Regions from separate parts of the Homo sapiens genome. Here region 2 is linked to region 1. Evidence: chromatin loops called from intact Hi-C (ENCODE). Cell type or tissue: psoas muscle. All regions are shown on one strand. Each heading gives the region's core, and the rest is flanking DNA. Links, peaks and the distances in the headings are about the cores only.

What was found. A loop is a pair of places that touch in the nucleus more often than their neighbours do. Peaks named below come from ENCODE experiments on the same cell type or tissue, not always from the same donor. Only the 100,000 strongest peaks of a DNase experiment are listed, where the experiment ranks them.
Region 2: it touches region 1 in a loop (7-fold over the local background); 1 of 110 quality-filtered maps calls a loop at or near these places.

What each region holds. Positions count from the first base shown.
Region 1 is chr5:95,560,674-95,565,078 of GRCh38, forward strand. All of the region lies in intron 1 of ARSK (arylsulfatase family member K), which reads left to right. Among named protein-coding and RNA genes, the nearest start is that of ARSK, 7.8 kb to the left of the region's middle. In psoas muscle, for the core only: no CTCF peak of the experiment used is centred there; no DNase peak of the experiment used is centred there.
Region 2 is chr5:96,690,461-96,694,865 of GRCh38, forward strand. All of the region lies in intron 2 of CAST (calpastatin), which reads left to right. Among named protein-coding and RNA genes, the nearest start is that of CAST, 30 kb to the left of the region's middle. In psoas muscle, for the core only: no CTCF peak of the experiment used is centred there; no DNase peak of the experiment used is centred there; H3K27ac peaks cover 2,802 bases.

The sequences.
Region 1 (4,405 bases), core at 106-4,105:
ACACACAAAAAAAAACTTTAAGTAAATTGATTGATTAATCAAATGTAAAACTAAAAAACTCTTACAAGAAAACATAGGTGTAAGTCTTTGTGATTGTGGATTAGGCAATTAAAAGATGGGCAAAAGATCTTTTTTTTTTTTTTTTTTTTGAAATGGAGTCTCGCTCTGTCACCCAGGCCGGAGTGCAGTGGCGCAATCTCGGCTTACTGCAACTTCTGCCTCCCAGGTTCAAGCCATTCTCCTGCCTCAGTCTCCTGAGTAGCTGGGACTACAGGTGCCCGCCACCACACCCAGATAATTTTTTAATTTTTATTTTTAGTAGAGATGGGGTTTCACCGTATTAGCCAGGATGGTCTCGATCTCCTGACCTTGGGATATACCCGCCTAGGCCTCCCAAAGTGCTGGGATTACCGGCATGAACCACCATGCCCGGCCAAAAGATCTTAATAGACATTTCTTCATAGAAGATACGCAGATGACAAATAAATACATGAAAAGATGCTCAACATCATTAATCATTCGGGAAATGTAAATCAAAACCACAGTGAGACACCAGTTATACCCACTGGGATGGTTATAATGAAAAAGACAATAACTAGAGATGGCAACAATGTGGAGGAATTGCAACCCATACCCTGCTGGTAGGATCACGCAGCCATTGGAAATCAGTTTGGCAGTTTCTCGAATGGTTAACCATAGAGTTGCTGTATAATCCAGCAGTTTTACTCCTAGGTGTATATTCAAGGGAAATGAAAATATAAGTCTACACAAAAACTTCTACATGAATGTTCATAGCATTATAATGTTCATTATACATAATGGCCAAACAGTATAAACAACCCAAATGCCCATCAATTGATAAATGGATAAATAAAATTTGGTAATATTATTCAACAATAAAAAATATGGTATATGCTACAATATAGATGAAACTTAAAAAGATTATGCTAAATGAAAGAAGCTAGTCAAAAAGGACCACATATTGTATGATTCCATTCATATGAAATGTCCAGAAAAAGCAAACATAGAGCCGGAAAGTAGGTTAGTGGTTGCCTAGGCTTCAGGAAAATAGAGAGTAATGGCTAAAGAGTGCAGAATGTCTTTTGGGGATGATGAGAACATTCTAAAATCGACTATGGTAATGGTTGCACAGCTTTCTGAATACACTAAAAACCATTGAATTGTACACTTTAAATGGATGAGTTGTTTAGTGTGTTAATTATATCTTAATAAACCCATTTTTAAAAGAACAGAAAACAGGCTAGGCACGGTGGTTCACACCTGTAATACCAGCACTTTGGGAAGCCACGGCGAGCAGATCACCTGAGGTCAGAAGTTCGAGACCAGCCTGGCCAACATGGTGAAACCCCATCTCTACTAAGAATACAAAAATTAGCCAGGCATGGTGGTGGGCACCTGCCCAGCTACTCGGGAGGCTGAGTCAGGAGAATCGCTTAAACCTAGAATACAGAGGTTGCAGTGAACCGAGATTGTGCCACTGGACTCCAGCCTTGGTGACAGGGTGAGTCTCTGTCTCAAAAAAAATAAATAAAAATTTAAAATTAAATAAATAATAGAAAAGAAGCATCTCTGCCTGGGTCTTAAAGGACAGAGGCATCTTCTGCATCCCCACTCCTACTCCTACCTCTACTCCCTGCCACTGCACCTGTATCAGTTTTAGTTTTGCTGAGGTTTCAGGAGTGGCAGGGGAGAGTAGGTACAGGAGTGTTTACTAGAGAGTCTAGTGAGAATCTCATTCAGTCTGATGGACAGATCTGGGAAGAACACTATAAGCAGTCTTGCCATGCTGACATGGCAAATTAAAGTTGCTGTTACATTCTTTTATTAGGATGATTAATTCAAACCTAAACTTCTCTGATTCTGCATGGCCCATAATGATAAGGAACCGAGTACAAGCCATGGTTCAGAAGGAGCAATCAAAATCACAAAATTGTATCTACAAAAAGACTTACCCACCCCAAGGGGGAAAAATGTGTGGACCCATGAGAATTAATTAACAAGAGCAGAATGCAGCAACTAAAGGCAGTTGGTACCATTTCTGTAACTTTTGCAGAAAGCCAATTAATGGGTCATTTTTATTTCTTAAATGCCCAATTTTAGAGTGCTTAATTTGTTTGAACCATAGGAATGGCCTTGAGAAAATTGAAATGGGCTATTAGTAAGTTATAGAAGTTATAACAAAAGCCATTTTTCAAGATTTTCTCTGCCAACTAAATTTGACAGAACTGTGTTTTCACTTATAACTGGCTATCCATTGTAAACCACATTAACATACTATGGAAAACTTACTTTCTCTCTTTTTCATCAGCCAGCTGTGTTAAGATGCCTTTCAGTTCAGAATGAAATATTCTACTGACCGTCTCCCATTGATACCATTATCAGCAGTACTAGTAGTAGCCTAGTTTTTAAATGATTTGTTAGTGTGTAAAAACTACATGAAGTCAAAAACCAAAACTTCTAGAAAATTTTTAAATATTTTCTCTAATAACATTTTGGTCTTCGTTTAGAGTATTATTGATATTTCTGATATTGAGAATATGTATATCATAATTTAAATATTTCCTAGGAACCAAATTTTGCAATTGATATGCTTAATCCAGTTTATTAAGCTTTGCAAAAATACACTGTTGAATTTTGAGCATAAATTTGTCTTCTTTTTTAAATTGAACAAATCTCTGGATTAGAGATTCATTTCATTTCATTCACTGAATATTTGCATACCGCTCACTGCCTTATATATATCTCAGACAGCAATCTTAACATAGATCACCTTTCACTGATGGAATCGTTGGGAACTTTCCCACATGACGGCAGTCGCCCCCTCCCTTTCTGGTTATCTCTGCCACTATATTTCAAAGAGTCCTGCTTTCCAGCCTGCTTTTGATACAGATAATGTCCCTGTACTAGTCATAGAGATGAGTCAAGAAATCACTAACATCGATTTTAATCTGACACATTAGTTATTGATATGCTGCAGTAGTCATTTGCAGTGGTAGTTACACCAATTTGAACCTAGCCTGCAGGACTTGGAGTCCAAATCCCAATATGTGAATTATATAGCACCTTTAAGACAGTTCTACCTTGTGACCTTCTGCTCCATCCCCCAACCAGATAAGCCTGGGTTGTCTAGATTCTAGGCAGTGGCCACAAATTGTTATCTCCCCATGTTCAAAAGATTGTAACCATAAGACATATATACATTTGGAATTTGTGAGGATAAATTTCTGAGAATTTGAATTTAAGGGCTTAAAGAAATTCTCATGAGGGAGGGCTATGCACTTTTTTTTTTTTTTTTTTTTTTGAGATGGAGTCTTGCTCTGTCACTCATGCTGGAGTGCAGTGGCGCCATCTCAGCTCACTGCAACCTCTGCTTCCCGGATTCAAGTGATTCTCTTGCCTCAGCCTCCCGAGTAGCTGGGATCACAGGCACCTGCCACCACGCCTAGCTAATTTTTGTATTTTTAGTAGAGACAAGGTTTCACCATGTTGGCCTGACTGGCTTTGAACTCCTGACCTCAGGTGATCTGCCTGCCTCAGCCTCCCAAAGAGCTGGGATTACAGGCATGAGCCACTGTGCCTGGCCACTATGCACTTTTGTCTTCGCCTTTCTAGCTCATCATTGAGGAAATCAGTAGTTATTTGCTTAGCATTCAATGATTACTCTTGCTAGAAGTGGTAATTTATTTTGACATAAGACATGCATAATTTTCCCCATCTTAAAAAAAGAACTGACTTTAATCCCACATTTTCTTCCAGCTAACACACCATTCTCTAACATCCCTCCCGTTTTTCTGTTTTGCTTTGCAAAATAACTTCTCAGAAGAGCTTTTCTTTTTTCCCCCTGCTGCCTCACTTTCCTGCCTCCCATTCCTTCCCCTTTCCAGTTTAGCTGTTCATCTTTACCACGCATCGAAAGTGCTCTTGTCAGGGTCACCAGCTGTCTCCATACTGCCAATTCCAATGTGCATTTTCTGGCCTCATTTCAGGTGCATTCTCAACACAGCAGATGTTACCTCTTTCTTGGCACACTGCCTTCTCTCAGCTGTCATGGCACTCGGTCTCCTCACATCTTCCTCCCTTGGCCATTCTTTCTCAGTTTCCCATGCTGTTTCCCCTCTTATTTGGGACTCCTTATAGCTTCCTCTAGACCCTTTTCTTTCCCCTCCTTCTCTCTCCCTGAAAGGTTTTATTTAATCTCACAGTTTTCAAAACCATGAATATGTTAAATACTCCCAAGTTTTATTTCGCCAAGATAGACTTCTCTCAACTCCAGATTCCTATCTGTATCCAACAGCCTACTTTATATCTCTATTTGGGAATCTCAGCTATCTCAAGGATTTAGATATATTCTATATTTTGGGTTGGCTCATGTTCTAAACTGGAA
Region 2 (4,405 bases), core at 295-4,294, 1.1 Mb after region 1:
CTCAGGTGATCCGCCTGCCTCTGCCTGCCAAAGTGCTAGGATTACAGGCATAAACCACTGCACCTGGCCTCAGTATGTGAATTTCTATGTAATATTATGAGTTAATGGTAAGGCTTATTCATTATGACTTAGTGTTTTTTAGAGCCAGCATATTGTATTTACTGCTTTGCACTTGCAGTAGCACACATTTATACTTCTTTTGGTAATAAAAGCAATTTGTACTTATTTGGTCACCACTTAAACTATGGTGTTAAAAGAACATTTGTAAATAAGAGTCAGAGTTTTATAATTGCTAGTGTTGGAGAATCTGTCTACACTTTTGAAAGACAATCTTTTTCTTGACACTGTTTTCAAATAAAGCATGTATTTTCATGTAGAAACACAAGACTTCTTGCCATTTTATAGGACAACTACTAAGTTATGGAGTAGATTCTTAACAAATATGTCAAAACTTACATATTTTAATGAGAGTTTTTATCTTGAAAAATACATTTCAAGAAGTCTAAGAAATGTGTTGTTATGCAATTTTATCATTGTGGAAATGCCAGAGTGTACTTACACAAACCTAGATGGTAGATACAGCTTTATTTATATATAGTTTTTCATATAGAAAACTAAATGTCTCAGCATCATGACCAAATATTAGTCATTTCCCCTACTTGATCTGCAATGCCAATATCATGTGCCATACATCAAGTTTCTGTATATGCTCCATTATAATCTTATGGGACCACTGTTCCATATACAGAAAATGCAGTCTGTTGTTGAGTGAAACGCCCTTATTCAGCACATGACTACATAGATTTCTTATTATATCACAATATCGCATACTCTAAAAGCTGATCTGGTCCAACCTAACAAAGCTTGAAAGCAAATCTCAAAAAAATCAAACTGTTTCCAAGTAACTTAACAGTATCCCATTATTAGAATCATGAGCTAGTTCTAAGGAAAAAATTACATTTTTCTATCCCATAAAAGGTTATTATTTTTTATAATTGTATACATAATAAAACTCATAGAAAATTTTCAGCAGCCACTAAGTCTTCTCATGTGTACCAACCAGACCCACTGGGGTTGCCCTGCAGAGGTCAGTCTGTTCCATTGCTACCTGGGCAAGGACTTTGGGCCTCTCCCTTTAGAGCCAGGATTTTCAACCTGTGGGTCACAGTCCTCAGGATATGTTGTAACTCATTTAACCCTCAAAATCACCTTCCGAGGTATGAGCAGAGTTATTCACCCTGCTCAGAAAACTGGTGTTGAGAAATGTTCAGAAACTTGCCTAAGATCTCATAGCTGGCATTTGGTGGAACAGGACTCTTGCTATATAAATCATAAGATAGAACCATTATCCTAGAGAATGTGGTGCCTTTCTTCACAGAGTCATGAAGTCTCAGGGTAAAACATGTGGCTTCACTCAGGGAGCCTTTTCTAAGATTTTAAGTGACAGTGACACAGCAACTCTTTGCCTGGCTCTTGGAACTTCATTGTTATTTTGAAAATTTTAAAGACTCGAGTTCTGATTGACTCAGTAAAAAATTTTTTCTCTGAACTACAATAGATATACAAAAAAGTATGCAACTAATTCTTTTCATGCCTTCTTGCAACAGATGGTGCAATATCATATAAAAATGAGCTTGTTTTGAGAGTTTCTACTTACTGTGAGTAGATGAATTCTTTCCTCAGGGTGGATCCAGCCCTATCACTAGTTAGTGAGTATGCAGATCTAGTGAGCTAAGAGATCTGTTCAGGGCAGGGTAGAATTTCTAAGGACTGATGCTGATGTTAAGGAGTATAAGTGTGAAGAGATACCAACAAAACTAAGCACAAGGTGACATGAAGCCAGAGGACGTTGAAAACCTTGCACCTGGAGGCAAGGGAGGACTCAGGGGGTCAGGTAGTAACCTGAGAAGACTAGGAAGCAAACCAGATCCTGGAAGAAACTGATGATCCCAAACTCATGTGACTATAGGGCTATTCTGATCCCACATCACTTCAGAATAAATATTTGATCCTGCATTTTGTTTCATCTCATACCATACATGCCTGTACCCAGCATGCTTTGGCTGCACTGGCTTCTTTCTGCTCCTCCTGCTTACCAAGCCCATTCTTACCTCAGGGCCCTTGCACGTGCTGCCCTGTCTACCTAGAATGCCTCCTTTCCCTCATCCCATATATACACGATTGGTTTCCACACAGCAGTCAGGTGTTAGTCAAATGTCACTTCCTCATCCATCCTGTCTGAAGCAACCCTGAGCCAATCACTCTCTGTTACCTCATCCCATCTCACAGTCTGTTCAGGACTCACCATTCTCTGAAGTCATCTTGTTTTTTTGTTGACTTACTTAAAGGCTGAGTCTTTCTACTGGAATGTAAGTGCCACGAGGGCAGGAGCTTTTTCTGTTTAATTGGTCATTATATCCCCATTGCCTAGAATAGGACCAGGCTCATAGTTTTCCCAATGAATGAATGAACAAATGAATATGTGAAGTCAGACACAAATGAAGAAAGGGGGCCAAAACAACATGTAATTAAACTCTGATTACCAATCTGAAAGTAAGGAGTCTGCTCTGTATATGGGTGCATTTCAAGGCTTTTGCATTGTATTTTCAGTGCCAGATGTCAACAAAGGGCTTAATAAATACTTGTTAGATAAAAATTTAATGAAAGATGATTTTACATATTCCAGTCTCACTTCAGCTGAACTACATTGGTCCTTTGTGGACTAAGTAATCCAGGCAGCTCTGAGAGCAAGCCAGTCTTTAGGGGAACAGATCATACCCACAAGAAAGTTGAGGGAGCCTCCGTTAAGTTAAAAAACATTTCGTTTATTAGTAAGTCATTTTCAGCATATAAATTAAGTTTAAACAGTCATTATTTTTAACTTAATAGTTTCATCACAGCCAAAATACAAATTTTTAAATTCTCATTGGCAGATCCTAATTGGCATATTGTAAGTAGTGGAATCCATTTATAGACTTTAAGTATGTGGGCTTTGATGTAGCGAATGGAATCTGTAATTAGCCCAGGATTGGAACATGGCCTTCCTCAATTGTAGCTAAGATCAAAAGCTAATAGCTGGAGTTTGGGACAGCTGTGTCACATTGAAAACAGACCTAACCTCCTTCAGTTTCCTCGCTGGAAAATGAGAGGTTGAGATAGGTAATGAAGTTGAAATGGATAATGCTACTGCTGTATTCTTGTCTTTATGTCTTACGTCCAGTCTTTTACACAGAATCCATTTGTACATTAAGGTTGTCAGAAGCTATTTGTTATTATTTGTGATAATTTAAAAAAGACTAGCAATCTGGATAAAATGTGGGTTATCCCCTCCTTTTACCATCTCACATATCACACCTGCATCACTAGCTTCTTAGCAGCCTCTTTTGTTTTTATCACATTTATCTAGGTTTTTTTCTTTCCTTGGTTGATGGTAGTAAGTGTATGCTTGGGAGAGACTATTTATTCTACAGATGATGCCTGGGAGCCTGAACTCCTGCAAATGCCTGTGAGGCCCCCTAGAGTGGTTGGCGAGTGGACACATAGAGATTGTGCTTTGAGGACAGCAAACTAAGTTTTGATTTTGGGGCATGCTAAGGCAAAATTTACCCTGAAGGGAAAGAAGACTTCAGTTCAAACTTCCATGGCATGCATTTTCAATAAATTAGAAAATATAAATTTGGCTAAATATTTCTTCTAAATATTAAAGAATGAAACCAAATTATTCTCAATTATACATATAAAATATTTGTTGCATAGACATAGAACACTTTAATGTGTTATATGCTAGCTAATTTATGCATTATCTTGCCTTGTGTATTCAATATTTACAGTACATTATTCACACTTTATTGACCTTGGAGCATATCACCATTTTACATTATAAAGCTTTATACTTGGCCAGGCACGGTGGCTCACGCCTGTAATCCCAGCACTTTGGGAGGCTGAGGCAGGCAGATCACGAGGTCAGGAGATCGAGACCATTCTGGCTAACACGCTGAAACCCTACTAAATATACAAAAAATTAGCTGGGCGTGGTGGCATGTGCCTGTAATCCCAGGTACTCAGGAGGCTGAGGCAGGAGAATTGCTTGAACCCAGGAGGCGGAGGTTGCAGTGAGCCGAGATCGCACCACTGCACTCCAGCCTGGGTGACAGAGCGAGACTCCATCTCAAAAAAACAAACAAACAAACAAACAAAAAAACTTTATGTGCTTGCTTCTTTGAAATATAGATATTCATAAGAAAGAGAAAGAGATACAGGATATGAAGGTCTTGTTGAGGAAGCAACTGTGTATTTTACTTTTCCTTTTTCCCCCATTTATTTTCTTTTTCTCAATTAAAATAGTTACATAAGAAAACACAAAAAAGCCCAAGAAGGATTTTTTAAAAATTACTCTTCACACCAT